2 separate regions of the Homo sapiens genome follow, and region 1 is linked to region 2. Evidence: chromatin loops called from intact Hi-C (ENCODE). Cell type or tissue: PC-3. All regions are shown on one strand. Links, peaks and the distances in the headings refer to the core of each region. The heading gives the core; the rest is flanking DNA.

Region 1 (16,637 bases), core at 4,970-12,969, 1.2 Mb before region 2:
AAAACTGTAATTGCAAACCAATAAAATTTTCACCCATTTATACAACAAACATATATTAGAAGGGAAAATAATTTTTTTTTAAAAAAAGTAATGTATTATCATTTAGATAAAGCTACTGATTTTTTTTGTCACTGTATAGAAATGATATTTAGAATTTTCATGCATTACATGATTCCCATGCTGGGATTTTTTGGTTTTTAAATAATATTAAATAATACTACCGGTGTCTTTGTTGGCCTACATGCTGCTTTTGCTAACATCTTATTTTTTTTGCATTTCCTGCATCTCTACATTAGCATTGCACAGTCACATCCCTGGTCACTGGTCTGGGATACAGCCCCTTGGGGACTCCCTCCCGGGGTTTGTACAGTCAGTTCTGTAGAGGAACGTGGTGTCCAAAGGGACCACACCACTGCCTGGATTCTCCCATGGAGACCAAAGATTTTCCAGCTATTTATTTTTCATCAGCTGGTAATTGCTGGACTACTTAGAATGAGTTTCAGAAGCATCATTAAAGATACAGAAAAGCTCAGTTCAAAGACATTCCTTACATCAATTTTCACAATCAAGAAAAGTTAGAAAAAGCTGAATGCCCCAAAATAGACTGGCTGAATAAATGATGGTGCGACCACTTAATGGGCTATCATGCCATCATTAGGACAACATGAGGAATGCTTATGCTTATGCTATGATGTAAAGTAAACAAAAGACAATAGAAAAGTGATAATAAAGTATATTCTTAACAATATAAAATATGCATAGAAGCTGCCTGTAAGGGCACGGTGGCTCACGCCTGTAATCCCAAGGACCTTGGGAGGCTAGGGAGGGTGGATCACTTGAGATCAGGAGTTTGAGATCAGCTGGGCAACATGGTGAAACCCCATCTCTACTAAAAATGAAAAAATGGGCCGGGTGTGATGTAGTCCTAGCTACTCCGGAGGCTGAGGCAGGAGAAGCACTTGAACCTGGGCGGTGGACGTTGCAGTGAGCCAAGATCACATCACCGAAATCCACCTGGATGACAGAACAAGGTTTCAAAAAAAAAAAAAAATTGTAAGGAAATATAATAAAACATTAAGATTGATCATTTTCTTCTTAATCATTGTTTCATATGCTTTGAAATTTTACGATGAGCAAGTGTTTTTCCTTTTTAGTAATTTTCCTTTTAAAATAATTACATAAAACATACAAAAACTACAGAGAATGATATAAAATAACAGATATCTTTGTATTCATATGAGATCTTGCATGATTTTGTCTCATTTGCTTAGATATTTTCAGTTATTTTTTTGAGATAAAGTGTTTGATTTCTCTGTCTTTCTTCCTGGAAGTAATCACTATTCTGAGGTTTATGAGTTTTATGTTTTTGTTACATGTGTAAGCTTTCATAAGTGTTGTATAATATTGTTATGTGTATTTTAAGCTTATACATAACAATTGTTGTTCTACATGTCATTTTACAATTTACTTTGTTTAGTCAACCTTTACCTTTAAGATTTATTCATGATGCTGTATGTAGAGCTACTTCACTTTCAAATGCTCATATATAATCCCATTGATCCGTTTATCAAAATACAACCATTTATCCATTCATTCTCCCAGTAGGATACACTTCAAAGTTATTTTAGACTTTTTGCTCTTGTAAAATGTTGCATTTAATATTCTTATGAGTCTTCTCTACACATATTTGAGTTTCTCTAAATGTACCTAGAAGTAGCATTACTAGTTTGAAAATATCCATATCTTAACTCTACTAGATTTTACTAAATTATTTTCCAGTTTATACTCCCAATAGCAGAATACATGAATTACTATTTCCCTACATTCTTGTCAACTCTTGAAATTAGACTTTTAAATATTGGCTAAGTGGCTAAATATGAAAGGACATCTCGTATGGGTTTTTATGTACTTTTCCCTGTTAATTAGCTTTTAGGCTCCACTTTGATGTGAATTGCCTGTTTCTTTGCCTATTATTCTGTTAGGTCATTTTTCCTTTTCCTACTGGTTTTTTAAGCATTTATGATATAGTTGAGATACTAATTCTTTGTCAGTTTTATGCATGGCAAATATTTTCTTCTGGTATGTAGATTGTCTCTGTATTTTAAGAGTTCCTTTAATGAATAGATGTTTTAACTTTTAATGTAGCAAAATTTATTAAAATTTTCTTTACAAGGTTTTTTTGTTTCTTATTGAAGATATATTTTGCTTACCTGAGGTCATAAATACATTTACTACTTTCTTCTAAAACAATTGTTTTTGCATGCTGTGTGATGTAGAAAGCTAAGTTAATTTATTCCTGTGTAGCTAACCATCATCCTGGCACCACTTCTTATTAAATAGTCCATTGTGACCACACTGATTTGTAATGTTGTCTTCAATTTATGACAACTTTTCAAATGTGAGAGATGGTTTGGTTCTGAACCCTTATCTTTAATTTGTCTATTTGGTTGTTGTTGTTCTATTACAACACTATCACAATCACTACAGCCTTACAACATGCTGGTATTTGCTAGAGCAGATCGGTCTATCTTATTTTCCTTTTTAATAATTGTCTTGCCTGTGCTGGACAGTTTATTCTTCCACATATATTTCATTATCATCTTGTAAAGTTATTTAAACAATGCTTTTGGAATTTTGATTGGATTTTGGTGATATTTAGAGATTAATTGGGGAAGGATGATATAGTTACTATATTGAGTTTTTCTATCTAGGAACAGTTCATTTCATCACTTAGGTCTCGCGTATCTTTAACATTTTATAATTCTTTGTATATTTTTATTAGATTTCTTCCCTATTATTATGTGTGTGTATGTGTATAATATTGTTACACGACTACATTTCTTAAATTAAAGTGTCTGGTCTATAGGAACTCTGTTGATTTTTCTGTATTAATGTTGTTTTCATCAACCTTGTTGACATCTTTTATTAGTTATGAGTTTATCTATAGATTCTTTTGAGTTTCCTATGTAGAAAACCATGACTTTTACAATAACAAATGTATTTCTTTTTATCCACTATATTTTGATTCTCTTTTTCTTGTGTATTGAGCTAACAGAGACTGGCATCTACACAATGCATTCTTCTTTCTTAAAAATAGAAACACGATGTGCCCAGCTAAAAAAACTACATTTTGCAGCCTCTCATATAGGGATGACAACTGAGATGTATATAGAAGTAGGTGGGTTGGACTTTCAAGAAAGTTCTTTAAGGGGAAAGATAACTCCAATGATAAGTGCATCCTTTTGCCTTTTTTTCTGTCTTCCTTTCTGAATCTTGGATCAATGGATGTGATGTTTGGAGCTCCAGCCCCCATTTTGGCATCATGAAATTCCCCTGAGAATGCAAGCAAATGTTGAGAATGGTGGAACAGAAAGGAAGAAGAACTTGGGCCCTGATATATTTATGGAGCTGAAATTTTAGGTCAGCACTGACATCAGAATTTCTTTTAGGCAAGAAAACTAACTTCCACCTTGTTTAAGGCACTATTGGTAATGTTTTCTGTAACACACAGCCAAATTTAATCATAAATGTACATAGTGCTGTGTTTCCAGTAGCATTTTTAATTAAAAAAGTGATAGAGGGTATGGTCTTTTTCTCAAATTTGGGAGAAAATGCTTCCAGTTTTCACTATAAAGTTTGCTGTTTGCTGTAAGTTTTTTGTAGAAATCTTTTTTCATCATATGTTTTCTTTCTTTTCCTAGTTATCTGAATTTTATCAGGAATGCTTGTGGAATTTTATCAAATGCTTTTTCTGAATCAAATTTTTTTCTGTATTATTTTATCTACTAATATGATTATATTAATAAATTTTTCTAATTTTAATCTATCCTTTCTTTTCTGGGATAAACTCTAAGTGGTTACTATGAACTGTCTCTTAATATAACATTACTTTAAAAATATATTGCTTGGTTTGATTTGCAAATATTGTATTTAAAATTTTTGTATTTATATTCAAAAGGGAGGAATGGCCTATACTTTCCTTTTTATGATTGGCTCATCTGATTCTTTTGTTGAAGTCAATTTCATGAAATGACTTGTGAGCGCATTTCACTTTCTATTTCCCAGAACAGTTTGTGTATAGCAGTGGGGTTATTTTTTTTCCTCGATTATTCATATTATCTCATCTGTAAAACTGCCTTGGTCAGTGATTTTCTTGCAGGTAAAATTTAAATTCTTTTTAAATTATAGAAAAGTTTTCAATTCTTTTGAAAAAATTTGATTTTAAGTTGTTTCATGTTCTGTTTTTTCATGAGATAATTTTGCTACCTTTATATTTTTTGAAAAATTTTCTATATCTCTAACTTTTCATATTTATTAACAGAAAGGTGTTCCTTATAATGTCTAATGACATTTTCCTTCTATTTTTGTCTGTATCAATTTTTTTTGCTAACATTATTTATTTATGTCTTCTTTTCTTTTATATTAGGCGATATCCAGAGATTTTTCTATTTTTCTTAGTCTTTTATTTAAAAAACACTTTAAAATTTTATGTCTTTTTCTGTTTTCTGTTTCATTAAATTCTGCCAATTTTCTTCCAACTTTCTAGGGCTTATTTTATGGTTATTATCTGTCTTTGTGAATTAACTGCTTACTCAGCTTTTTTCTAATATAAACATTTACACAATACATCATTCTCTATATTCTGTTTTGGTTGTGCTTCACAACGTTTTTTTTTTTTTGAGACGGAGTCTCCCTCCGTCGCCCAGGCTGGAGTGCAGTGGCGCGATCTGGGCTCACTGCAAGCTCCGCCTCCCGGGTTCACGCCATTCTCCTGCCTCAGCCTCCCGAGTAGCTGGGACTACAGGCGCCTGCAACCACGCTCGGCTAATTTTTTGTATTTTTAGTAGAGACGGGATTTCACTGTGTTAGCCAGGATGGTCTCGATCTCCTGACCTCGTGATCCGCCCGCCTGGCCTCCCAAAGTGCAGGGATTACAGGCGCGAGCCACCGCACCTGGCCTGTGCTTCACAACTTTAAAAGATAGTGTTTTTATTCTCTTTTAATTCTGAGTATATTCCAGTTTACATTATGATTTTTTTTCTTTGATCTGTAGATTACTTCGAAGTATGCTTTTTTATTTTTAAAAGACTTTCTGTCTTTTAGTATCAATCTATGTTTTACGTTATTGTTTAATCAATTTTTATAGTGTTGTTACTTTTCTAAACATGTTAAACATTCTTTCTGATTGCTCTGTTGTATCAGAGGATGCTAATGCTACTTCTCTCTATTTTGTTGTCTGTTGATACACTCTTGATTGCTCATTTTTCTGTTTCATTTATTTTTAAAAATTGCAAATGCCTCTTGAGTGTTGTTTGCTTAAGTGTGGGAGTTTAGTGCATCTTGGATTATGGAACTTCTTCAAAGTATTCTTGGTTTTGCTTCTGCTAAAATTTTAGGGAGTTCTCATTAAACATATAGCAGTATTTACCTTAATCTCCCAACTTGGGAATCTTATACCACCCAGATTGCTAAATGTTCCCCAACACTCACGTAAATTGCAGATTTGGAGTTTTGCTTCTGATAATGGAATTACTTTTCCCCAAAGCCCTCACAGAAGTAATTTCTCATGTTTCCCTGGAGAAAAATTGGTAAGAGAGTTTCTAGACCCCTGTTCCCGGAGAGGTCACCCATTATAGGGTCCTGGCGAAATGTGTGAGTCTTGGTGTCACTTTCCTGCCTTTCGAGACCCTGTGGCCATGCATCCATGTATTTCCTCCCAGGAGTCAGGGACTTATTTTAGGACTAATATTTCCAGGGGACCAGGTTATTGCTTGTGTATCAGGAGACAAGCTTATTGCTCTGTTTTTGAGTTCCTCTTCTATTTCTGGCACCTGTAGATTTCCTTTGCTTTTTTCCAAGTTTACCTATTAATCTTATTTGGTTACATTTTAGCCAGCATTTCTATGTGGTGTTGCTGACGCTGTAAATTTGAAGTCTATATTAGCACTGGATCCACGGAAACTAATGTAATTGGAGAGGGAGGAGAAGGAGAAAATAATTCAGAAATACAGAGGAGCTAGGCAAGGAGCGGTGATAGATTGCTCCAGAAAGGCAGTAAGTATCTAGCATCTTCCGGGGAGCCCCTGGGGGCCTATCTGACCTGTTTGTTCTTTGGTTATGGAGTACTAAGAACAGGGCTGAGGCTGGTGCCCTGACAGAGTGGGCATTTGCTGCGCTGACTTCTGGAAGTCCTCAGTCCCATTGTTGACTAAGTGCCAAGATCACGTGGTAGGACATGTTTCTAACAGAAAAGGAAGCCATGCTGCTGCTGTGCATGTGCTTACACTGAATAGGAGTGAAGTTTTGCATCTTCTAAAATGCATTAAAGAGTGATCAAAATTACAGCCCTCTCTGAATGAGACTCTCCTTTAACACAACTTACATTCGGTAAGTGCCTACTATGTTTCAACAAATAAGAGATGGGTAGGTGGGTCTCTGAAGCTGTCAGCTTAGCAGAGGAGGTGGGAGCACACAGCCAAGCCTAAAACAATTTGAGGCTTGTTATGAAAGTGATATGAACAGATGCTGTTGGAGCAAAGGCGAAGGAGGAATGAATTGGTTGATTCAAATGAGGGGGAGTGATGTGGTAGGGAAATCTTTCTAGGGGCAATTTCTGAGCTTTGCCATGTAGGATGAACGGGAAACTACCTGTGGGGAAGGAAGAGAGGCAATGTAATCTGAGCAGAAGAGCTGAGACCTCCCTCTGCAGGGTTTTCAGACCCCTGTTGACCAATCCACTGGAGCTGGAGCCTTGGGTATTGTCAGAGTAGAGGAGGCTGGGTCCAGATAATAAAAGACTTTGAGTGTAACAGTTGCTTTCATTTGTTTGGAAGATGCTTTTTCCTCTTACCTTAGGGAAAATAAATGTTTATATCAACTCAGTACATGCCTACATTTGGATTATATTTTGGTTCCCTTAAAGTCCTTCCTATATACCTAATTTATTTATTCAAATGTAATAATGTTGGGGAAAATAAGGGGGTTTGAAAGTCTGTTGCACAAAAACCATTCAAAAATATAATTTTTAGTGATTATCGTAAAAGCATAATACAGTAACTTTATCTCTGAATGAGATAGATATAGATTAAGCAAGGGTATGCAGTTTTTACTATGACAATTTCACATTGCATGCTATTTATACTACTTGTGATTTTCTGAAAGAGATACCAATCAGACTTGCAAATTAATGTGGTTAGCATTTTACTCAAAAATAATGATTTTGTTCCTCACCTTTATTTATAGTCACTGCAAAGTTATAAAAAGGAACAAGGGGGAGAACTTTCACTAAATTGGTGAAGTTTATTATAGTACTTTTTAGACTAGCATGATGTAAGAGGAAAGATACTAGGAAATACCAACCCAAAGCCTTTTAATATTCATTTATAATTGTATGTATGTTAGACCCCCCAATTCACAGGAGAACATTTATTATTTTGGTCATAGTTTTAATTAAAAATCAGAATAAATATGACTTTCTATTGCCATGCTTGTCAGTTTTACTTAACCTTTTGTTCCTTTATTTAAAACATCTATTTTCCTACCTGTCTATTTATCTAGGTAGCTTAGCATCTACCGCTAGTCCTAGTGGTCACTGAATTAAAATATAGTAAAACATAATACCTGGTTCCTTTGATCAATGCCTTGCTGTTCTCTACTTTTGCTTGCCTGGATTTTGGTATCTATGTCATCTTCAAGATGGATCATCCCTGGTTTGAATTTGTGAATGCAAGTTCATTCAGCAGTCTGATCATGTGTGGTGTTTTTGCAAATGTGAATGAATAGAGATTAACTTCATGCCACCTACTGCAATAATTTCTCTTGTAGATTTGAAACTAAATTGCAGAAGGGGATGTGTGATATATGAATATGGCATGATGCTTTTCTCCTATCTCCTTGTTTTCAATCCTTAGAAACCTGAGTATTTGGGAAAAATGCAAATTCTGAAAAATCTTAATAATTTTTCGAAGACCACTTTTGGTAAACTTGTAGGTTTCAACTCTTACAATTAGGAGGAAGAAATTGCAATTATTTTGGTGAATTTGTTAAAATTTTGCAAAAGATCACATACACTAGATGAGACTCAAACAACTGAAATGTAATTGTTTAATGAAAATGGAAAGTCTGAAGAGAGTATTGTGTGGTGGTGCCAGCCCCTGAAAAATGAGCAAAACAGCTCCTTGTCTCACATAAAGTTATTTCATTAAATCGGCCTTTCGATTTTAAACAACCTTTAGAAGCAGAATCAGAAAGACATTTTTAAGAAATGAGGGAGGAACGATGACTCAGAGGATGAACAAGCACAAAAAAATTAGGAGAGGAAATTATTACCTGGAGGCATTAAATATAACAAACTTAGCTGGTATTTGTCACAGCAGTTTCAACGTTATGCACAAAAGAAAACACATTTAGCTATTGGTTTCAAAACAGCGAGGAATCACCGAATCTGGAAGTGGCACTTCTTATAATGTTTTCATTCACACAGCCAACACTTATTAAGTGTTATTATTCATGAGGCACTAAGTAAAGCAACTCCTGTTCTAAGGAGCTCCTAGAAGTGCTGGGAGGTGTTAGGAGGTGGGGGAGAACAGTGAATTCCTTCAGGGTGAAGGGTGCAGGGGATGGGCAACCCCAAATATCAAAGCTAGTGGGGTAAGAGCTGCATGCCCTTGGCTGGCTTCGACCGGCTTAGCCTTTCCAGATTATTTACATTTATTGTGCCTGCCTGTGCAGGCCATTGGATTTAGAATGAGCCTTCTCTCAGAGCCAGGTCCAGAGAGCCTCTGCAATGCACTAGCCTTCACAAGTGCTCAAGAGGGAACAGACAGCTTGCACAGGTGTGGTGAGACCAACGCCCACCATTGTGGATCTCAGGACTCCAATCTGCTATAGTGTAGAAGGTTCTTTCTGCAGTGGTTCCTGGGGGCTTGTCATTCACTCGTCCCCAAGGAGGCTACATGCAAATTAGCTAAACCTCACGGGTTAGTGATTGGCTCTGGGAGGGAGATTTGGCCCTGCTTTTCCCACCCATTTCACCACAGCTTTCATGGAGATGTAGATTAGGAAGCCCTCCCTGATTATAAGATCCTGATACTGGGGCCATCCCATCACTCTGACTAACTCCTATGTGGGTCCCACAGAATAAAGACAACTTGTGACTTGAGCCTTGAAGAGTGGGGAGGACTCAGCTCGGTTGATCTGGGGCAGGGCAGGAGGGGTAGATGGACTCCAGTAAGCACCAAGGAGCAGGGTCATGTTAGGGTATCTTGCAACAAATTTTAAGAAGCTGAGAATTGACACCCATAGGCGAGGGAGGAGAAGCAGTGCAAAACGAGGCTGAAGAAGAATGCAGGATTCACACATTCAGGACCTTGCATGGGAAGTAAGGGTGTGAGACTTTGTTTTGAAAGTGATGGAGAGACATGGAAGGGTTTTAAGGAAGCGACAACATTTGCTTTGTGTTTCAGAAAGAATCATCTGAAAGGAATGTGGAGATCAGAGAAAAATGATGGGAAAGTTACCACAGCCTGCAAATGAGAAATGATGAGAGCCTGCCTGGGGTAAGGCAGTTGTGTGGGACGGAAAGGAAGCACTAGATGAGGCAGATGCTTAGGTGGAGCAAGAACAGGGCAGGAGAAGCAAGTAAAGGAGGGGACTGAGGGACGAAAGGGGCCTAGAGCTCTGGAGGGCTTCTGGCTGGGTGGCTGGGTGGCTAGTGGGGCCATCATTGCAGGAAGGGGATCAGGAATAGATTTGAGTCCAGATAAGACAATTAGGTTATTTTTGAATATATCAAGCATGTAGTACTGGAGATATTCACTGTGCACAGAAGTTTGTTGTTCTGGAGAGCTGTCATCCTGGAGTCTTGGATTTGGGCAGGTGGTGGGTGTGGTCAGCTAAGGATCGAATGGGGCGGACATATGGGGAGCTGGAGCCAAGACCCAGGATTATCAATACTTAATAGACATTTTAATAAATAGCCATAAGCACATTTCTATTAAATTAATTCCTTTTTTCTTTCTTCTTCATGTTGCAATATGACCTGTTTGAGAGAATATTGAGCTGAACTCCTTGGGCATGAATTGGGATCTGTTTCTGGAGGGGTAATTGGGGGTTAGCATCTCTCGCCTTCAATGTCTCATTTTAAAAAGAAGGGATTAGACTGCTTCATCTCAAATCTTACAATGTTATAATTACAGGACTTCTTATGAAGTTGCTGGAGGTGATGAAATGAGGGAGTCTTGTGCTTTCTTCATTTTCTACTGTTGTTTTCTACCTCTGTTTTCTCAGAGGTTTTCTGATCATTGGCAGTGGATAACAGAAGGAAAGTCACTCAAGGGGCACAGGAAAATTTCCTCATATAAAGAATAATCTCGAATGCGAAACAGTGCAAAGGTGGAGAAACTCAGAGATAAGCAGCTACCTGCACATATGCCTGACTCAAATAATTTCCTTCCTGGGTTTATATTTGGACTTGGTGTGCCTACTCTTTGATACAGTGGCATACTTTAAAGCACACTTTCTCTGTGGTCTTACTAATTTTTTTTTTTTAACGTTTCTTTTCTTGGCCTGTTTGCCTCATTTTTCCATTTTAAATAGATTTTTTAAAAGAGAAGTTTTAGGTTTGCTGCAAAACTGAGCAGAAGGCACAAAGATGCACATATACCTACAAACACAACCTCCCCAGACATGCACAGCCCCCCACTGTTGACATCCCCTACCAGAGTGGTGTCTTTGTTTTTTGTTGGTTTTTGCTTTTTTTTTTTTTTTGAGACAGGGTCTCCCTTCTTGCCCAGGCTGGAGTGGACTGGTGTGATCACAGCTCACTACAGCCTTCACCTCCTGGGCTCAAGCGATCCTCCCACCTCAGCCTCCCAAGTAGCTGAGACCCCAGGCGTGTGTCACCATGCCAGGCTAATTTTTTAAATTTCTGGCTAATTAAAAAAAATTTTTTTTTAGAGATGGGGGTCTCTGTAAATTGCTCAGGCTGGTCTTGAATTCCTGGGTTCAAGTGTTCCTCCCTCCTCAGCTTCCCAAAGTCCTGGGTTACAGATGTGAGCCACCACTCCCAGCCAAGAGTGGTACATTTGTTGCAATCAATGAACCTATATTGACACATTATTATAACCCAAGGTCAATAGTTCCCACTGGGATTCGCTCCTGGTTTTTCTTGTCCATTCTGTGGGTTTGGACAAATCTGTAATGAACATATAACCACCACTACTGTATTATACAGGGGAGCTTCACTGTCTTCAAAACATTCCCTCCTCTATGTATTCATCCCTTCCTCCCCACTGTGCTCTATGCTCTTATGTTTTAATTTAAATCATATCACATGTCTGTTTGGTTGCAATTTTCATTTATCTTACAGATTTGAATGTGCATTAAAATATGCAGGGAATATTTTAATAACCTAGATATAGTAATAATTTTTATTCACATCAAAAGCTTCATGATGTAGATTATTATTATTGTTTAGCTTATAATGATAATTTTAGTAACAAGTTATAGTAGTTGGAGCTTCACTGCTATCAAAAGTTTTCTAGTTAAATTAGGCTAGCCCCCCAAGTTTTTTCAGGAGTCATCAAGGTGAAGAATATTAATAAAAACTGCTTAATCAGGTAAACAGACAAAACTGTATCAGTTTATAGAACAGGTTGTTTCTGTTTTAGCACAATAATCTCCTTTATTTTTTGTCACAGTGAATAGTTACCTGATATCTAGGGTCAAAAATCTATGACTTGAAAGCCACCACCTGCATTTGTATTAAAATCTTTTGGAAGCTGGGCGTGAGTGTGTCTGTGTGTGTTTCAGTGTGTGTGCATGCATGCTCAGTACGTTTCAGCACATGAGATGGAAATAAGAAATAAGCAAAGTGTAGTGGGCAGGAGAGGATTGCACTGAATTTTTTATTTGTTTATGTATGTATGTATTTATTTATTTATTTATTTGAGATGGAGTCTCACTCTACCACCTAGGCTGGAGTGCAGTGGAGCGATCTCGGCTCAATACAACCTCTGCCTCCCGGGTTCAAAGCATTCTCCTGTCTCAACCTCCCAAGTAGCTGGGATTACAGGTGCCTGCCACCGTGCCCAGATAATTGTATTTTTTTGTAGAGACGGGGTTTTACCATCTTGGCCAGGCTGGTCTTGAACTCTTGACCTTGTGATCCGCCCGCCCTGGCCTCCCAAAATGCTGGGATTACAGGCATGAGCTACCGCACCGGGCCCTGAATTTATTTTTTAATGATAGGAAAAAAAAAAAGGAGCCGTAGAGAGATGACAGAGCCAAATGAGGGAGAGAGAAAAATACATTAGGTAGAGCAGCAACACACAGATGCAGGAGGAATTGGGTCATTGTGGAGGAATGTTGTGGAGAGTGGCTAACGGCACCAGGGTCCCCATGGTGGAAACCACTTTTTTTCTCTAATTAGGATCTAAAGAGTGCAGAGCAGTATTGGGTGTGTGTGTTGCTGCGACTCACTGCCTTGCCTTTTCTCCCTAGCCGAGAAATAGAGGATTCTTTACTCATTACTTTATTTGGATTTTAACCAAGGCCAGGATCTGTTACTTGATATAGGAGGTTGAATTTTTCTTACCTTCCTCTAACCTGATTATGAGGGCTGCTATTGTTTTTAGTTTAAGCTAATCAGTCCAGGGTTTCTTGATTTAGGCATCTCACTAGAAAAATCTTTCTGAACCTTTCCCAGGTGGGAGAGAAGTTTCCTGGATTAAATACCAGATTATAAAATAAACTGGTCTTAACAACAAAACTTTTTTGGAGCCCAGAGTGCGTAGGTTATATGAAACCAAGTAGGAATGAAGCATAAACATTGAACTACAATCCTGCCACATTTCACATAACTTATTTTAAGGAATATTCATATTTCTCATAGTAATCAAATTAAATTTTATGAGTGTCTTTGAAAAATTGTACAATGCACCTTTCTGCTTTACCTGATTTAGGAAAAAAAAAACCCATTCCAGGAAAGAATGTAATTGAATAATTAGGATGTATTGCTCTGGTGCTAGTGGCATGATCGCTTTTGAGGGATGAAGGGTAAGAAAATTGTTTAATAATATATGTGTCCGTTAACTTGATATTATTCTTCAGTAGACTCTTACCAATAGTGCTGTCTTTTTTCTTTTTCTTTCTTTCTATTTTTTTAATCTCTGATACCTGCTAGAGTGCCTGACATGTAATAGACACAAATATCCTTTTCTGGATGAATGAATGACAGGGACAGAAAAGCTTTTGTATTTGAACTGGAGAAGAACATCATAGCAATGATGAAGGTAACAGTGGCCAGACACAGTGGCTCACACCTGTAATCTCATCACTTTGGAAGGCCAAGGTGGGTGGATCACTTGAGGCCAGGAGTTTGAGACCAGCCTGGCCAACACGGCGAAACCCCATCTCTACTAAAAACGCACACAAAAATTAGCTGCGCATGTGCCTGTAATCCCAGCTACTCAGGAGGCTGAGGCATGAGAATCCTTTGAAGCCGGGAGGTGGAGGCTGCAGTGAGTTGAGATTGCACCACTGCACTCCAGCCTGAGCAAAAAAAAAAAAAGAGATAATAGTGATAAAGGTAAGAGTTAATATTTATTGAGGGCTTACTATGGCCCTGGCACTCTTTGAAGTATTTCATATGTGTTGACTCATTTAATCCTGACAATAATTAGGCACATTATAGATGAGGAACCAACGAAGAGATACAACTGCTAAGCAATTTACACAAGGTCTCACAGCTAGAAAGTGCTGGAATCAGGACTTGCACCCTAAAAGTCTAGCTCCAAAGACCATGCTCATTCACCACCAAGCTAAACAACCAGCTCAGGCCCTGCCCCATTTGTTTTAGGTGTTGTGATGAAAGCAAACACTACTCTCGGGTGAGCTATGGTCATGCCTGCAGTGGACTTGGGCTATAAAGATGGCGTGAACATTGACACATGCAAGGTGGTATAGGAAGAACTTCAGGTAGATGGTGGAAAGGAGACTCTGGCTGTAAGCAGGGAGCTCGTGGGCCTGCATGACTTGCACACAGCAGATCCTGCCCTGTAGTCCAGCTTCACTGACCTGGGACGTTTCCAAGAGCCCTGTGAGGACCTAGAGGGTCAACAGGGGCCATATCCATTTTAATGGTCTTATGCCCATGTAACCTTTGCACCATTTCTTTGCTCGTTGGAAGCAAGCTGAAGTAAAAATAATTTTCAGCTGAATTTTAATGATCATTCTCCCCAGTCTTCCAGCTTGGAGTAGGCGTGGTGACTGTTCATCATTTTTCTCATTTGTAAGATAGAGGTGATAATAATCCCTGCCTTGCAGGGTTGTTGTTTAAATTATAGGACCTACTACATGTAAACCTTTTAGAAAAGTGCTTGGCACATAGCAAGTACTAAAAAAAAAATAGCTCATTGTATAAAACTTTGTATTCATGAAACTTCAGTTTAACTGTGTTACTAGCAGTTGGATAATTCCAGTTCAACTGAAGGAAAGCAGGGAGCCGTTGATCTGAAAACTCACATTATCAGTTTACCCTGCCCTAAGTTGGGTAAAATGGAAGGATTTAAAAAGGGAAGCACCCTATTTTAGAGACAGAGAAATTGAGGCAGAGTGAGATCAATGGACTCGTTGAGCATCATGCAACTAATCAAGCAAGATAAAGAATTCTTAGGCAGTTATACTAATTGGGGTGAGCTTGTGGTGTGTGAGTGTTTATTGCTTTAGTACTAATGGTAATGAGCTGGTGAATTCCAGGAAGGTTGACCTGTATCAGGGTCTCAAATGGCCAATGGCCCAAATTCTCATCACGAGTTTTACCTATAGTTTGTAGTAAAATAAAGCCCTATTTTCCTTGTGGAAATCACCGGCAAATGATCCCTAATAAAAAGCTTTCCCATCTGATACACAGGGAGAAATGATTAACGTGACCCGTCCCATCTCAGTCTCTGGAGTAGGTATTTTTATTGACTGAGCTTCTTTTAGAGAAGAAGAGAATGCTATTTTACCAGAGAAAAGTGCACGTTTTAAAGGGGGAGCATCTGCTAGTTGGTTCCCATGTGGGGAAGGGGTAAGAGCCTTGGAGTCTGTTGAGTCCCAAGAGATCAGAGAGGCCACCTGATCCAATTCTCACACTTGACTGGTAAACTTGTGCAAGGTCGCACAGCTAGTAGGTAGAGGAGCGGATGCAGCCCCGGCCTATTTTGATTCCAACTTCCATTGGCTGCACCCTTCCTGCTGGTGTCTAACATTGTTTCCGTGTAAAGACTGATTGGGGATATTGTCAAAATGACCATGGTACTGGGGTCTGAGAAGCATCCCGATAGCTGTATGGGATTCAGGACTCTATTTTTCACTTCTTATGTTGGAATTTAACACACACACACACACACACACACACACACACACACACACATATATATTTTAAAATACAGGGTCTCAGTAAGTTTCCCAGGCTGGTCTTGAACTCTTGAACTCTTGGCTGAAGCAATCCTCCCACCTCAGCTTCCTGATTAGCTGGGATTGCAGGTGCTTTAATTGACCAAGTGTATGAATTATTTTACTTCAGAAAGTAAGAATAGTTTTTTTGAAACCTCCCCTCACTGTTTTTTGAATAGTGGTTATACTTTTTATGAGAGCAAATTGTGTTTTGGACCTTTGGAAATAGCACTTGTGCTTCTTATTTGTATGGTTCCGAACTGGGCAGCCTTTGGCATCTGTGCCGTAAGCTTTGAGTGGGAAGGCTAGTGTCCCGCAAGCGAGAGCCAAATTGGCCTGTGCTTCCTGGGAAGTGACAGGATTTTAGACTGTTGATTAGTCTGTTGGAGACAATGGTAAGATGACAAAAGAGTGAGGAGAAGACAAAGCCACCTTTAGGAAGAATGCTTTGGATTCGTTGGGAATTTTACCCCAGAGGTAGGAGAGAACTGAATCCCCAAAGTTGAAACATGGACGGCAACTTTGATTGATGGTCTGAAAAGAATATTTTCGGTATCTCATTGGTATGTTATATCTGATTGGAAGAGTCAGAGTGGCATGTGGGAGCCATGAGGGACCTGATGAACTTAGGAGGGCGGGATGAGACAGAAAGCAGGGACAGAATTACAGCAGTTGGGGGGGAGAAGCGAAGCAGCGCCCCCTGCTGGCGGGAGAATGGTACCGAGGACAGTAACACCACCAACCATAGATGCACGGTCTGGGCTGGGAAGAAATTGTCACTAAGGAAAGCATTTGAGCTACCTAAGATAGGCTCAGTAACAGGCAGATGACTTGGAGTCTCAGTGTCCTTACTGGATAGAACAAAAGAATACAGGTCTCTAATGCTTCCCAAAGCTGCTGTGACCCGCTGAGGCGGACGTTATCCCTGGGAAACCTGGTGAGCCGGGGATGGGAGGCACCTTTCTCTGAACGGAAGCTGCACCTCCCTCTCACTTTGTCCTGCTCTCCCTCAGAGAGCTGTACATGAATTCTTTTTTTTTTTTTTTTTTTTGGAACTTGTTGATCAAAATTTAATGTGTAGCCCTAATGAGAAGCTTCAGATTTTAAAAGAGAACTTTTAGACATGTAACAAGTCCCTAAATAAATGGAATGAACGGAGATTGTAGGACGACGTAAAATAGGATTGACATTTTAGGTCA
Region 2 (16,637 bases), core at 4,437-12,436:
AGAAAGATGCTATGTGCTAAGTATGGTGGCCCTTGAAAAGGATGTGGCTGGCAACAGGAGACAGAGATGGGATCTTTTAAGAAATGAGGGATTTCACAGGCAGAGGAGCTCAGAACCTACAGTATTGTACCATCCTTGCAAAGAAGGGGTGAATCCCATTCACCATATTCATGATTATCAGAAAGTGGGTTTCTAGCCAGAGGTGCCCTATAAAACAATCATCTAGTCTGATCCCCATATGTCACCTTTGAAGATTCTGACCCAGGAAGGTTAAATAACTGCACCAAGTTCATATGGCTGCCCAGTGGCAAAGGTGAGACCAGAGCCAGCCCACACTTTTCCCACTGTGCCTTATTCCCATTGCTTTTCTGTTTCTAGAAGTTGGACCAAGACCACCTTCCTCTAGGTGGATGAGGCAGCCATACAGTTACCTGTATCATTTTCTCCAGATTTCCTTCCACATGGTTATGTGTAAGACCATAAAATCAAAGTTTTAGAAATTAACTCCACCCAACAAGGCAGGTTTCTCCCTCTGCTTCCAGAGTCCTTCCAAGGTTCTATAGCCACATGTCACCCATGCCCCATGCCTTCCTTCAACCTTTATTCCCCATTCTTTTTTTTTTTTTTTTTTTGAGGCGGAGTCTTGCTCTGTTGCCCAGGCTGGATGGACTGCAGTGGCGCAATCTCAGCTCGCTGCAACCTCCGCCTCCCAGGTTCACGCCATTCTCCTGCCTCAGCCTCCCGAGTAGCTGGGACTACAGGCGCCCGCCACCATGCCCGGCTAATTTTTGTATTTTCGGTAGAGACAGGGTTTCACTGTGTTAGCCAGGATGGTCTCGATCTCTTGACCTTGTGATCCGCCCACCTCAGCCTCCCAAAGTGCTGGGATTACAGGCATGAGCCACCATGCCCGGCCCCCATTCTTTTCCCACCTCTTCAACTAGCTGGTTTTGGCTGGTAGAGTAGTAAAATATATTTTAATAGAGGTCCATTAAAAGCCAAAAATCTTCAAACCCTTAGGAATTAGGTTAATGGTAGGATTTGAGAAAAGATAACAGGTGGTGAAAAGGAAATCTCCCCATCACAGCTCAACTCTCATAAAAGGGACTGGGGAAACGCTCATGGAAGAATCATGTTTTTCACTCGTCAGTGAATAGAGCTTAGGGAGAGTGAGTTTATCAGACCTTCCCAGTATGATAACTGAGAGCTACTTCTGATGGGGGGCAATAGGAAAAATGTGTTCTGAAGTTGGGAAGACAACTGTGTGGATGACTCTGGTCTGCCTGGGTAGATTGATGGCACTGGGAAACTGAACAGAGGGAGGATGATGGTTTGAGTGAAGGCCAGGTCCCCAAATGGCACTGAAGACAAACTTCACTTAGTTCATATATGTGTTTAGAGCTGGCTTAGCACTCATGGCAATCTCCAGAGGTTCTGTTTTCTCCATGGTTTCTGGGGTTCTTTCATGCTTTGTGTTTATCTATTGTATCAGTCCATTTTCACACTGCCGATAAAGACATACCTGAGACTGAGTAATTTGTAAAGAAAAAGAGGTTTAATGGACTCACAGTTCCATGTGGCTGGGGAGGCCTCACAATCATGGCGGGAGGTGAAGGGCATGTCTTACATGGTGGCAGACAAGAAAGAAATGAGAGCCAAGTGAAAGGGGTTTCCCCTTATGAAGCCATCAGATCTCGTGAGACTTACTTCCGCGAGAACAGGATGGGGGAAGCTGCCCCCATGATTCAATTATCTTCACCGGGTTCCTACCATAACATGTGGGAATTATGGGGAGCTACAATTCAAAATGAGATTTGGATGGGGACACAGCCAAAACATATCACCCATTACCCAAGCATACTAAACAAAATTTTTTTTTGAGACCAGTCTCACTTTGTCACTCAGGCTAGAGTGCAGCGGCAGTATGATCATAGCTCACTGTAGCCTCAACTTCCTGGGCTCAAATGATCCTCTTTCCTCAGCCTCTCAAGTAGCTGGGGCCACAGGTGCACACCACTGCACTCAGCTAATATTTTATTTTTTGTAAAGACAGGGGTCTCACTATGTTGGCCAGGCTGGTCTAGAACTCGTGGCCTCAAGTTATCCACCTGCCTCAGCCTCCCAAAGAGCTGGGATTACAGACACAAGTCACTGCACCCAGCCGAGAAGTTTTTCTTCATCCATCTGAACTCCTTCTACAGCACAATTGCAGTGCTAACTACCTGGAGATCACGCAGACCCCACAGGCTGAGAACACAGTCCTCCATAAGAACCTCCCCACTTAGGCACCAGCCACCAGCTCCAGAGTCCCAAAGCCACCCATGCTTCTGTCCAACTGGTTAAAAACCTGGAGGTTCTTATTATCTGCCTCAGATTTGATAATTTAATAGGACAATTCACAGAACTCAGAATAGCACCATATTGATTGTCTTCAGTTTTGGGGTTCTTTTGGGGTTGTGGGGGGGAAATGTCCCTTGGGCCATTCCCATTTTTTGAGACAGAGTCTCACTCTGTCACCCCGGTTGGAGTGCAGTGGCATGATCTCAGCTCACTGCAACCTCTGCCTCCCGGGTTCAAGTGATTCTCCTGCCTCAGCCTCCCAAGTAGCTAGGATTATAGGCGTGTGCCACCACACCTGGCTAATTTTTGTATTTTAGTAGAGATGGGGTTTCACCATGTTGGCCAGGCTGGTCTCAAACTCCTGGCCTCAAGTGATCCACCAGCCTCAGCCTCCCAAAGTGCTGGCATTACAGGTCTTGACTACTACTACTAATAATAATAACATTAGTAAAGAAATGAAATTTTGGCCAGGCTCGGTGGCTCACGCCTGTAATCCCAGCACTTTGGGAGGCCTAGACGGGTGGATCACCTGAGGTCAGGAGTTCGAGACCAGCCTGGTCAACATGGTGAAACCCCGCCTCTACTAAAAATACAAAAATTAGCTGGGAATGGTAGCAGGTGCCTGTAATCCCAGCTACTCGGGAGGCTGACACAGGAGAATCTTGAACCCAGGAGGCAGAGGTTGCAGTGAGCCGAGATCACGCCATTGCACTCTAGCCTGGAGGACAAGAGCGAGACTTCGTCTCAAAGAAAAAAAAAAATGAAATGAAATTTTGATACATGCTGTCAACCCTTGAAACCTTGAAACTGTTATGCTAAGTTAAATAAGCCAGACATAGAAAGACGAATATTTTATTATTCTACTTATATTAAGTATCAAGAATAGGCAAATTCATAAAGATAGTAATAATGGTTGTGCAACATTGTAAATGTACTTAATGCGTGGAATTTGTAGAGTTCCTCTTGGAAACTGTGAGTAATTTATCTTTCAGCGGCAATCATTTCCTGAACTGTTGGCCTTACTATACCTCAAATTTTCTATTAATGTATTTCATTTTAGAACAGATCACAACAGAGCACAGAACAGAAATCAACTTACAATTTAATACTAGGTATCACTGTCACTCAGACATTCCCTTAAAGGGAATTTCTTAGCAGCCATATTTGCATGGGACTCTGCTCCCCACTGGGGCCGTTTCTCCCCATGGTTTTTCTTTTCTCAACCTTGGGGTTTCCCATCCCATCCCTCTTTATGTAGCAAAGGAATTTGAGAATGTTCATGGTATTACTTTATTAGAGAGAATGGCTTCATTTTCCTTTTTTCAATCTTCACCAGTCTAAGACTTCCATAACCAAAAGATCCACTAAGATTTTGCCTAAAGAAAAAAACAAACCATCTGCCTCTAAGATAAATGCTGCTACTCCCTACATATGGATAATGTGCAACAACAATTTAATCTTTTAAAGCAAATGTTCTTTCTGTTAAATATATATATTTAGTAAGTACAAAAGCAATCCATGCAGAGAAGGATCCTAAGTACACTACCAATTTAAAACATTAACTAACAGTTTAGGATTTATCATATAAATATTATTAAAGAATGGTATCAATAATAACATTACTATGCAAGAATTAATGGCTTTCTAGAATACCAACAATAAGCAGTAGAAAATAAAATGGTAAATATTCCACTAAAAATAGCCATCAAAGGCTAGATGCGGTGGCTCACACCTGTAATCCTAGCATTTTGGGAGGCCAAAGCGGGTCGATCACTCGAGGTCAGGAGTTCAAGACCAGCCTGACCAATATGGTGAAACCCCATCTCTACTAAAAATACAAAAATTAGCCAGGCATAGTGGCACACACCTGTAATCCCAGCTACTCAGGAGGCTGAGGCAGGAGAATCGCTTGAACCCAGGTGGTGGAGGTTGTAGTGAGCCAAGATCGTGCGCCACTGCACTCCAGCCTGGGCAACAGAGCGAGACTCTGTCTCAGAATAAATAAATAAGTAAATAATCATCAAAGAACATACCTAAGAATAGTCTTAAACAATGCAGAGGAACAATATTAACATGCTCAAAACTCTACTGAGGGCACAATTATTTAAACCTGAATAATAGAGAGGCAAGACATAATACTTGAATGGGAAGTCTCAATAGTGAACCAATATCAATTCTGATATTACGCAAAACAAAACTTTAAAAGCATTTGACATTAGAGAGAGGAAATCCAGCAGACTATTTTCAGATTAACCAGAAAATACTAACATGATGGAATTGCTAGAAAAAAAATTTAAGGAGAAGGATAATGGGAGGAAATACACACTGAGGGCATGATAAAATTACATTCCAGATACTTGTACATCAATATTCATGGCAGCATTATTCACAGGAGCCAAAAGGTGGAAACAATTCAAATACTCACTGACAGATGAATGGATAAACAAAATGTGATATATACATACAACAGAATCTTATCCAGCAATCAGAAAGAATGAGGCTGGGTGCAGTGGCTCACACCTGCAATCCCAGCACTTTGGGAGGCCAAGGTGGAAAGTAGCTTGAGCCCAGGAGCTCGAGACCAGCCTGGGCAATATAGTGAGATCCTGTCTCTACAAATAATAATAATAATAATAAAGAAATGAAATTTTGATACATGCTATCAACCCTTGAAACCTTGAAACTATTATGCTAAGTGAAATAAGGCAAACATAGAAAGACAAATATTTTATTATTCTATTTATATTAAGTATCAAGAATAGGCAAATTCATACAGACTGAAAGTAGAATAGAAATTACCAGGGGCAGTTGGGAAGGAGAATGAGGAGTTATTATTTAATGGGCATAGAGCTTCTGTTTGGGATGATGAAAAAGTTCTGGAAATGGATAGTAGTAACGGATGTACAACATTGTAAATGTACTTAATGCGTGCAATTTGTATAGCTGAAATTTGCTGACAGATCTTAAATGTTCTCACCACAAAACAAAACCAAAAAAAAAAAAAAGGTAAGTAGGTGAGGTGATAGATATGTTGACTAACTTGATTGTGGTAGTCATTTCATAATATATATGTATATCAAATCATGGATCGTACACCTTAAACTTCTACAATTTTGTTTGCCAATTATTTCTCAATAAAGCTGTGGAGGAATAAAAATAGGGATCTGCCAACGACATAAGATTATTGTGAGGACTAAAATTAAACAAGGTGTGTTCCACGGCTATCACAGTCAATTCTTCATCAACATTTTCTTGTACCTTCTCGTCTTTCCTGAGTTCTAGCTGGAGCACTGCAACCTATCAGATATGTAACTAAACTCCTCAAGATGTAGTTTTCCACCTGTAAAATAAGGGATTAGATGATCTTTATTGCTATGTTCGCCTCTAACATTCTCCAAATCAATACAAACACCCCGAAAATTGTCCCTGGGGAAGGGGTCAGAGTACATTCTGATTGCTAGACGTGAATTTGGCACTTAGAATAAGCCCAAGTTGTGGAAGTGATACAGAAAATGTTAATAAGGAACAACAGGAGAATCTGGCTGGGGGCAGTGGCTCACACCTGTAATCCCAGCACTTTGGGAGGCCGAGGCAGGCAGATCACTTGATGCCAGGAGTTCCAGACAAGCCTGGCCAAAATGGTGAAACCCCATCTCTACTGAAAATACAAAAACAAATTAGCCAGGTGTGGTGGCATGCACCAGTAATCTCAGCTACTTGGGAGGTTGAGGCAGGAGAATCTAGAACCCAGGAGGCGGAGGTTGCAGTGAGCCCAGATCGTGCCACTCTACTCCAGCTTGGACGACACAGTGAGACTCTATCAAAAAAAAAAAAGGAATAATAGGAGACTTCAAACATTCCATTTTGGGAGTAGAAAGAGGAGTTCATTGTCAGAATATATGCATCTTACACAAAGGATCATCATTAAAATCAAATTACTCATGAACAATGAGTAGGACTTTGTAATATTTCAATTGCATCAAAACTGTCCTTGAACAAAAAAACGTACTTCCTCCTCCTCCTCCATTCAGGTAAGAGTATAGCCTGTGTCATCCCATGCACTGTGGCATTTGTTCACTGAACTATTGTCCTTCTCAAGAGATGGTTTTTCACCCTAACAAAAATAACTATGAATCATTGATTCTGGGAATATTTTCTCCCTTGCTTTTTTCACAGAACGAATGACAAATTTCCATATATTTACTTCTTAAATAAGCAAAAGTTACCATGAACCTGAAATGGTCTATACTGCAAATGCAAACTGTTGCTTTTTAAATGTCAGTTGGGGGTAACTATGAGTTTCTAATTAGGATCATAATTCTCCTAAGGAAAGGATAATCTCCATGAGTAACAGGGGGAAAAACTTAATCATTCAAGGAAAAACAAATTAATGGGATTTTTGTTTGTTTGTTTGAGACAAGGGTCTCACTCTGTCACCCAGGCTGCAGTGCAGTGGCCCGATCTCAGCTCACTGCAGCCTCGACCTCCTGGGCTCAAAGGATTCTCCTGCCTCAGCCTCTCAAGTAGTTGGGACCTCAGGTGTGCACCACCACACCCAGATAATTTTCAAAAAAAAATTGTATGTTGGCCAGGCATGGTGGCTCACACCTGTAATCCCAGCACTTTGGGAGGCCAAGGCAGGTGGATCACATGTGGTTAGGAGTTCGAGACCAGCCTGGCCAACATGGTGAAACCCTGTCTCTACTAAAAATACAAAAATTAGCTGGCCATGGTGGTGCACATCCATAATCCAAGCTGTTCTGGAGGCTGAGGCAGGAGAATCGCTTGAACCCGCTAGGAGGAAGTTGCAGTGAGCCAAGATGGCACCATTGCACTCCAGCCTGGGCGACAGGGCAAGACTCTGTCTCAAAAAAAAAAAAAAAGGATCACCTGAGGTCAGGAGTTCGAGACCAGCCTGGCCAGCGTGGTGAAACTTCATCTCTACTAAAAGTACAAAAATTAGCAGGGCGTGGTGGCCCACACCTGTAGTCCCAGCTGCTTGGGAGGCTGAGGTAGAGAATCACTTGAACCCAAGAGGCAGAGGCTGCAGCAAGCTGAGATCACACCACTGCATCCCAGCCTAGGTGACACAACAAGATTCCATTTCAGAAAAAAAAATAAATAAAATGAAATAAAATTTTACTAATAATCTTTACAAAATCTAAACTTTGGCTTTACAGTTCCTGGACAATTTTTCAAAAAAAGCCATCACAGCTTTTAGAAAGACAAACAATAGTTTGATGACTTAATGAATTACAGCCTCAACAAAAGCTAAGTAGAAAATTCGGTTACAAGATCTATAATACAGAGAGACCACCTCTGCTGGGCCAACCTAAACGGCTCCGTCAGTCATCCGAGTTCTCTCTGCGGTAACGTTTCCCGGCCTGGAAGCACCACGGCGAGCGGGTTCTGGCACTTACGGTGCAGCACCGTCACCTAGTGGCGTTTTGAAGGACTCACGCATCCAAAACCTCAGTCCTTGGCCTTTCTGGTTTGCCGATCTTTTTAAATTATCAGGACCAAGATGTGATCCTGAAAATACTTCTACCTTATTACAAGGACGGCTGTGATCCGCAGATTGCAATCCATGTAGCAAAGAATCATCATCTATGAAAAAGCCAACCGGGACCAGAAACAGTTTATTCTGTTGAGCAGAAACCTCAATCTTCACATCTTTCACTTAAATATCTCAATTATTTAAACTGCATTGCTTTATTTCCAGCTGCTTCCTATGTATAAAAGATGGCAAAACTGGAATTTAAAGCAGCAGTCTGAAGTGCAACATTTTACAGAAACCTTCATGAGACAGAAAAGAGAACACAAAAATGAAATGGGAAAATACAGCATTTATTTGACCATTATGTATATACTAAATTTGACATCTTGCACCAAAGAGGCACTTGATTATCTCTGAATATAGTTAGAAAAAAGAGACTATGAGATACTTTTCTCCAGGTTTCCTTAGTGGTACGTGAACTTGAACTTTCTAAAAGTTCCTGTTCTTGTCTTGTGTTTGCCTGGACTCATGTACTTTAGATATAAGCTAAAATGACTTTTTTTTTCCGAAGACAGAGTCTCGCTCTGTCACCCAGGCTGGAGTTCAGTGGCACAATCTCAGCTCATGGCAACCTCTGCTTCTTGGATTCAAACGATTCTCCTGCCTCAGCCTCCCAAGTAGCTGGGATTACAGGCGCATGCCACCCCAACCAGCTACTTTGTGTATTGTTAGTAGGGACGGGGGTCTCGCTAGGTTGCTGAGGCTTGTCTCGAACTCCCAGCCTCAAGTGATCCACCCTCCTCAGCCTCCCAAAGTGCTGGGATTACAGGCATGAGCCACTGCACCCGGCCCAAAATGACATTTTTAAAAAGAATCTCCTCACCCTTGAGGACCAATGGCTGAAGAATGAAGCCTGAAGGAGTCTTTGTTGGTTGGTGGATCCCAAGTTAATGGCCAAACTTTGCTCTTCACAATCTATCTCCCAAGTAGTTCATGCATTCTATTCTGCATAAGAGAAGTCTGCAAGTTCTCTACACGGTGATTTTCCACAGAGAAAGACCAGAAAGTAATTTGTAACAACCTTTTATTTGATTAGCATAAGAGTGAATTTGGTAATTTCAAGCAGGAAAAAAAATAGAACTGCTTGAGTCAGTGCCTTAAGAAGAACTCATTCATAAGAAAGAAATCCAACAAGTCGTGTCTGGGTTTAAAAAAACAAAAACCATGAGAGCAAACAACCCTGCTGCAGTCTGAGTCTCTCCCACTTTCTATGTGTAGATGACTCTTCCAGACACTTGCCAGCAGTTACTGGATGATGCCTCATGTTGAAAGTGACCTTGGGCTTTCATAAACCAGGAGATTATAAAAATGGATCTTCGTTCTACAAGAGAAGTTCTGAAAAACTCCTTGCACATCTCAGGCTATTCTTCATTTCTGCACTTCATGAAGGAACAGAGTGTTCCCTGGGAACTCTGGGTAGCCTTGTGGAGAATGAGCTTCCCTGGGCTGCTTGTCCTTATGCTACAGGTCAGAAATACAAAGCATTGCCTGAATTGCCGATGTCACTTGATGGTCAGTCAGTAAAAAAAAAAAGGGTGAGGCCGGGCACCATGGCTCACGCCTGTAATCCCAGCACTCTGGGAGGCCAAGGCAAGCGATCTCAAGAACACCTGAGGTCGGGAGTTCGAGACCAGCCTGGCCAACATGGTGAAACCCTGTCTCTACTAAAAACACAAAAATTAGCCAGGCATGACGGTGCATGCTTGTAATCCCAGCTACTCGGGAGGCTGAGGCAGGAAAATCGCTTCAACCAGGGAGGCGGAGTCTGCAGTGAGCGCAGATCGTGACACTGTTCTCCAGCCTAGGCAACAGAGTGAGACACCATGTCAAAAAAAAGTGAAAAAAATCTTAAATAACTTGTCAGTGCAGAGGTTTCTAATATACATGTGAATGACCAATTCTAGAAACAATTTCTATAATAGTACAGGTGCTAAAGAGAACTAAAGCTGACTCAGGAAATGGCTACACAAAACCTAAGAGCCAAAAAAGGAAGGTTTTTTTGTTATCATTGATCGCGCTCTTCTATTTTTCTTATTCACAAAATTAATAGATGCTTCCTTGGTAGCTTCAAAGTGAGACATTTGCTGCCACTGTTTCCTTTAGGAGAAAAGAGGAAGGAATTTAGTATCACAAAGGAATTTAGAAAATAGTAGCCTCATTCTGGAAATTGCCCGAACCCAGTTTATGAAAAAAGAACCACCATAAAGGCAGGGAACTCCATTTGATTGAAGAAATCACTAATATCAGAATAAAAATTAGAAATCAGCAGCTATGTCATTACTTCTCAAGTGTGCCCAAATATTGTCATTTTAGGGACTAATTATTCTTTTCTCATTATTCTCTTTCTCATTATCATTCTTTTTTCACTAATGATACTTTGTAAAAATACACATTTTGCTTTCAGGTGAGACTCAATATCACTACTTTCATTCTGAATTTTTGAAATGATCTAGAAGCATTTTTATTTTCCCTTAATTTTCCCCAGTGTCATAAGGAATGTCAGATTTCCTTTTGTTGGGCAGCCTTGCCAAAAAGAGACTCTTGAAAGACACGAAGAGAGAGCTGGGAAGGGAAGACACCACGCACATGGCCTAAAGCACATTCCACCTTTTTATTCAAATGCTGCGGCCCTTACACTTTCGCTGTTGTGTCTTGCCATCTGTGTCCTTATTATCATTGGGAACGAAAAGCAAACTCAGGGTCAAGCAGCTGAATCTTTAGGTGTTAGAACAGTCTGGGTCACGCTTTAACCTTTGTCTGATAAAAAAAAGAAAAAGAAAAAATTATATAAAAATAAAAATAGAACAGTCCGGGGTCTCCTTTTATATAGCAAACCAATGATCCTGGTTGCCAAGGATAACTTTTCACCACAAATATGTAAAGTAGGCAGACTTTGACAAAAGATTAGCAATACTGAATGGAATCTTACAATGAGGCTGCCTGTTTCATATTGTTTTTCTTACACCTGAGTGTTGTTTTGAAATGGTATTACACTTATAAATGGCATCACAACCCCAGCTTGTTCAAAAATAATTCCAGGAACTTAATAAAATCAAATTCTGCAGCCTAACCTGCAAAACTAGAATTACTACAGTTAGCCCTAGAATTTTTAGAATTTGTACACAGTTCCAAGTGAAGTCGAAACCGGGACTGAATTTACCACACTGACTGCCTGAAAAGCTAAAATTCCCTACATTCTGCTAACTTGAGCTTCATTTCCTGCTGCCTGGTGATGGCCTAAGAGTTCATTCTACACAAAATGAAAAGGAAGAGGGGAGAGAAAATAATTGCAATGCTAATTCTCTTTGTATACATTATATGGACTTTATTTCTTGGACAATGAGAAATGAATCCTTAAAATTGTCAAAACAAAAGAGTAACAAGCTACAACTAGTAGCTTATTAGAAAATTGTCAAAACAAAAGACTAAGAAGCTACAGCTCATCCAGAGCATGCTACCGCTCTGAGAACGTCTACGTGAAAAAAAAATGGGCATAAGAAAAATGTTAGAAGTCACGTAACTCATGAGATTCACATATCAAATAAAAGATTCATCAAAAAATACATTGAGCCAGGTGCAGTGGCTCACACCTGTAATCCCAGCACTTTGGGAGGCCGAGATGGGAGGATCACTTGAGGCTAGGAGTTTGAGACCAGCCTAGACAGCATCACAAGACTCAGTCTCTACAGAATTTAAAAAATTAACCAGGCATCTGCAATCCAGCCTGGGCAACAGAGGGAAACCCTGTCTCTCAACACACGTGCACATACACACACACATACACATATTGAATAGTATGTCTCTCATACAAAATAGAAAAAAAATAATTCTTCACAGGGTGAGCATTACAGAGGAGGGTGTTTTCAAGACAATGTCATCAGAACCCCTCCTGAATAATGGAAGTCGGGATTCAGAAGATGAAGAGACTTCCCTACATGGGACCAGACAGGTCAGGGGCACAGCTACCCAGATCCACCCTCTTTCTATTTCACATCAGTGTCAAGGCCTCCACTACAGCTCTCTCCATCTAGCCCAAAGTGGGCCACGCACAGACTTCCCTGGGGCCCAGCAAGCAACACTTTTAATAAAAATTGAGCCAACATTTAAAAATCAAAACGTCTTATACAAAACAAAGCCCAGATTTCCTGCTTCTATTAAAATGAGAGGCCAGACGAGGTGGCTCACCCCTGTAATCCCAGCACTTTGGGAGGTCGAGGCAGGTGGATCACTTGAGTCGCGGAGTTCAAGACCAGCCTGAACAGAAAAACAAGACCCCGTCTCTACAAAAAATACAAAAATTAGCTGGGTGTGGTGGCGCATGCCTGTAATCCTAGCTACTTGGGAGTCTAAAGTGGAAGGATTGCTTGAGCTCAAGGAGGCCGAGGCTGCAGTGAGCCAAGATCTCACCACTGCACTCCAGCCTGGGCAACAGAGTGAGACCTTGTCTCAAAAAAAAAAAAAAAAAAAATCTGATCTGCTGGCAGTGAGCAGCAATCTGCCAGAGCTGTGCCCCCACCACCACCCCCACCCCCGCCCACCCAACAAACTAGAACAAACTAACCCTCAGTTTTCCAAACGTTTCAAAGACATGAATCCTGGAAGTATCCACATACGATTCCTCTGTTGAGGTGAAACCTAATCAAACTATGTTTAATCCCTCCAGAAATGAATCCTCTATGATTTGTTTTTAAGATGGAATGTCAGTAAAAGACTGCATTTTCAACATATGTGCATTAGGCGATATTATGATATCATAAGGTCCAATGGCAAGCATGTTTTCCTTTCTTTTAGAACTTATTGATGTATTTTATTTTTCATAAAAGCCAGGTATGTTATTTACAGTTAGTTCTACACTTAGACAGTTATTAGAATAAAAGATGAAACATATTTATTATTACACATACAACATATATATTATCAAAATGAGTTTCTAAGTTTTTTGTTTTTTGTTTTTTGTTTTTTTGAGACAGAATCTCACTCTGTCACCCAGGCTGGAGTGCAGTGGTGTGGTCTTGGCTCACTGCAACCTCCGCCTCCCGGGTTCAAGCAATTTTCCCGCATCAGTTTCCCAAGTAGCTGGGACTACAGGTGCGTGCCACCATATCCAGCTAATTTTTGTATTTTTAATACAGATGGGGTTTCACTGTGTTGGCCAGGCTGGTCTCGAGCTCCTGACCTCATGATCCGCCTGCCTTGGCCTCCCAAGGTACTGGGATTACAGGCATGAGCCACCACTCTCAGCCTCTACGTTCTTTTTTTTTTTCCTCCTGGCTACAAAGACGCAGAAAACTTTCTAAGTTCTCAAAGACAATAGTTCATTTTCTTTTTTATTGACAATCTTTATAACCACTGTTTCCATTTTCAGTTAGTTCATTTATAAATTCCCAGAAGCATGAAACCAACTCATTTTCTCAGTCACTAAAAGCTTCCTAAGTTTGTTTGTTTGTTTTTTTCCTAAATTGCTACTTTCAGGCTGGATGTGGTGGCTCACACATGTAATTCCAGCACTTTGGGAGACCGAGGTGGGAGGATCGCTTGAGACCAGGAGTTCGAGACCAGTCTGGGCAACATAGCAAGACCCTGTCTCTATTTTTAAAAAGATAAAAATTGATTTATTAATAAATTGCTACTTTCAGCCAAACTCAAAATATCTCCTCTTTTACAAACCAGCCTGCTGAGTATTCTGGGTGAATACAGGAAGCCTGGCATTTAGCTTAATCTCCATAGAAAAGGATAATGCTCTACATTATGAAAATGAAGGTGTTCTCACTTAACCCAAGATGAATAGGCTTGCCCCATTCTACTACCACTGTATTACTTACAATATTAAGCCTCACTTTGAAAACAATGGATGCATTAAATTAATAAATGAGAAAATGAATCACCAAAAAGGTTAATATAATGCATGATTTATTGTATTACAAATAAATCGGGCTGGGCGCAGTGGCTCATGCCTGTAATCCCAGCACTTTGGGAGGCCGAGGCGGGTGGGTCGCCTAAGGTCAGGAGTTCGAGATCAGCCTGGCCAAGATGGTGAAACCCGATCTCTACTAAAAATACAAAATTAGCCCGGTGTTGGTGGCACATGCCTGTAATCCTAGCTACTCAGGAGGCTGAGGCAGGAGAATCACTTGAACCTGGGAGGCAGAGGTTGCAGTGAACTGAGATTGCACCACTGCACTCCAGTCTGGGCGACAAGAGTGAAACTCCATCTCAAACACACACACATAAATTGGACACTTCCCATGCTTCAGGTACACCAATTCCAAACACAAAACTCAGCAGCAAATCTTTCTTCTTCTAACCCAGGTTCATGTTTGAAGTAATAACATGAGGGCTGTAGGAATAACTTTTGCCCAAAAGTGCTTCCCCCATAAGAATACTGAAATTACTTTTCCCATTAAAAATTCTGTGAATGATGATTTATCTTCTTCTACCAGTTATCATTAAAAATAGCTAATTTAAATTTTTATGAAGTAACTCAGAAATCTAACTGCCAAAAACCCTAAAGAGAATGAAGATATATTCCACTTTGAATGACAACAGCTAATGAAATGTTATTCTTCTGTGTAATGAATAGAGCAGCCAAAAGTCTGACACGAGCTATATTTTTGGCTTCAGCCTCACACCCAACCCAAGAGGAAGGCTCAGCACTCCTTGGCTCTATCCTGATCCTCTGTGGCTTCTCTGGGGGTTCCTTCCTGAATAATCTCACTCTTGCCCTCCATTCTCTTCAAGCCTACTCTTTTCCAAAAGACCCAGGGGGAACCGACCAGACAGTTTTGTATGAAATTCCTCAAATTCTAACCACAAATGTATTTATGGAATAGACAGAAAACCTGTTGTGGGTTCATGGTGAGGAGAAATGTTACTGTAGGAGGTGGAATTCTAAGATGTCCCCCAAGATTCCTGCTCCCTGGTATACAGGCTCCGTCTCACCCTCACCCCCTGAGCGTGACTGTGACTTGAGCCTATGATGGGACAGTTGCTCTCGTGATTATGTGACATCCTGTGACCAGTGGGATTTTGCAGATGTAATTAATGCCCCTTAGCAGCTGACTTTGTTGTGTGTATGTGTTTTTGGGGGGTTTTGGGGGGTTTTTTGAGATGGAGTCTTGCTCTTGTCACCCAGGCTGGAATTCAATGGTGCAATCTCAGCTCACTGCAACCTCCACCTCCCGAGTTCGAGTGATTCTCCTGCCTCAGCCTCCTGAGTAGCTGGAATTACAGGCAACCGCCACCAAGCCCAGCTAATTTTTGTATTTTTAGTAGAGACGAGGTTTCGCCATGTCGGCCAGGCTGGTCTCAAACTCCTGACCTCAGGTCATCAGCCTGCCTCCACCCCACAAAGTGCTGGGGTTATGGGCGTGAGCCACCATGTCTGGCCTGTGTTTATTATTATTATTATTATTATTATTATTATTATTATTATTTGAAAAATTGCTTAATTCATTGCCAACTTTTTTTTAATGGGACACTTCACCCCCTTTGTTGAAAAATATCTGGTACCCTGGCCCAGCATTCCTGTGTGTCCACAGCTGGCTGGAACATCCCCCTACCTGGGGCCATGCTCTCCTGTAGGCCACAGTGCTGCTGGGGCTCTACGGTGGCCATCTGTGTTTGAGACCCTGAGCAATGGCCATCAGACAGAGGCTGACCCAGTTGGAGGGTGTTATCTCCATCCCCTGAGGGCCCCAAAACTTATCTATCTCAGATATAAGAACTTGGCTCCTCACCATTCCAAATGGGGAGATAAGGGCCTGGAAGACAGAATGTCAATCCACCTTTATTAGAGGAAACCCTGCACTGTAACTGTTTTAAATAACGTATGCCCTGCCCCACCCAGTGCCTGGTGGGCTGCCAGGCATACTCAACTTGGAATGGTGGTGTCTTCCAGCTTCTGCTGCTGGCTGGCAAAACTGTAGTAGTTGTTGGGGCCCAGGACCCACCCTCACTTCTTGGTGTTGTCCATCATCTGTTTGGGTGTGTTGAGGAAGAGGATCCAGGTGGCCTTGGTGAAAAGGATTTTCTCATAGGCCTTCTCAATGCACCCAGCCATCTCATCCCTGATAGTGTCAAGCAGGATGTGGATGAAGGTGTAGCTCTTGGCAGGGATGTTACCCTTGGCCAGGAACACCTTGTTGTAGCCGCCCTCCATCAGGTATGGCTCCAGGGACACAGGGCGCTTGATGTAGGCATTGGTCTGTGTGTCCGTGGCAGGCAGCCACTCCAACTCCATGTGGAACTCAGCCACCTAATCCTGGGACAGCAGGAAGAGGAGGTTGAGGCCCAAGAGCTGGTGCATGTAGGCTGACTTGGGTAGCTCTTAGCAGCTGACTTTCAATCAATCGAAAGGAAAATTATCCTGGATGGGCCTGACCTAATCGGATGAGCTCTTCAAAGTCCCTGGGCCCATCCTGAAGGAGAGATTCAGAGTATAAGAGAGATTCTTCCACTGGCCTCACAGGAGCAACTGCCATGTTGGAGAGAGGACCACAGGGCAGAAAACCACAGGCAGCCTCCAGAGTATGAGAAGGGAGCCCAGTTGGCCAGCAATAAGAAAGCAGAGACCGCCATCCAACAACCCTTAGGAACTGAACTCTGCCAACAACCCATAAGCTTTAGATGAAGACCCTGAGCTCCAGGTGAAATTGCAGACCTGGCTGAAACCTTGAATTCAGGCTTGGGAGGCCTTGAGCCCAGGACCCAGCAAAAACATTCCTAGACTCTTGACCCTGGA

The links. Hi-C counts contacts between places; a loop is a spot of excess contacts. Peaks named below come from ENCODE experiments on the same cell type or tissue, not always from the same donor. Only the 100,000 strongest peaks of a DNase experiment are listed, where the experiment ranks them.
Region 1: it touches region 2 in a loop (4-fold over the local background); 6 of 110 quality-filtered maps call a loop at or near these places.

What each region holds. Positions count from the first base shown.
Region 1 is chr18:2,104,564-2,121,200 of GRCh38, reverse strand. It overlaps LOC105371956 (a long non-coding RNA gene), which reads left to right. Exons shown (of 3, transcript XR_935087.3): 2 at 9,465-9,557. Among named protein-coding and RNA genes, the nearest start is that of METTL4, 460 kb to the left of the region's middle. In PC-3, for the core only: no CTCF peak of the experiment used is centred there; DNase peaks (open chromatin) are centred at 8,330 and 9,510; H3K4me3 peaks cover 1,088 bases; H3K27ac peaks cover 1,054 bases.
Region 2 is chr18:856,112-872,748 of GRCh38, reverse strand. It overlaps the pseudogene LOC441806. Among named protein-coding and RNA genes, the nearest start is that of ADCYAP1, 40 kb to the left of the region's middle. In PC-3, for the core only: a CTCF peak has its summit at 7,790 (motif pointing left); a DNase peak (open chromatin) is centred at 7,768; H3K27me3 peaks cover 2,410 bases.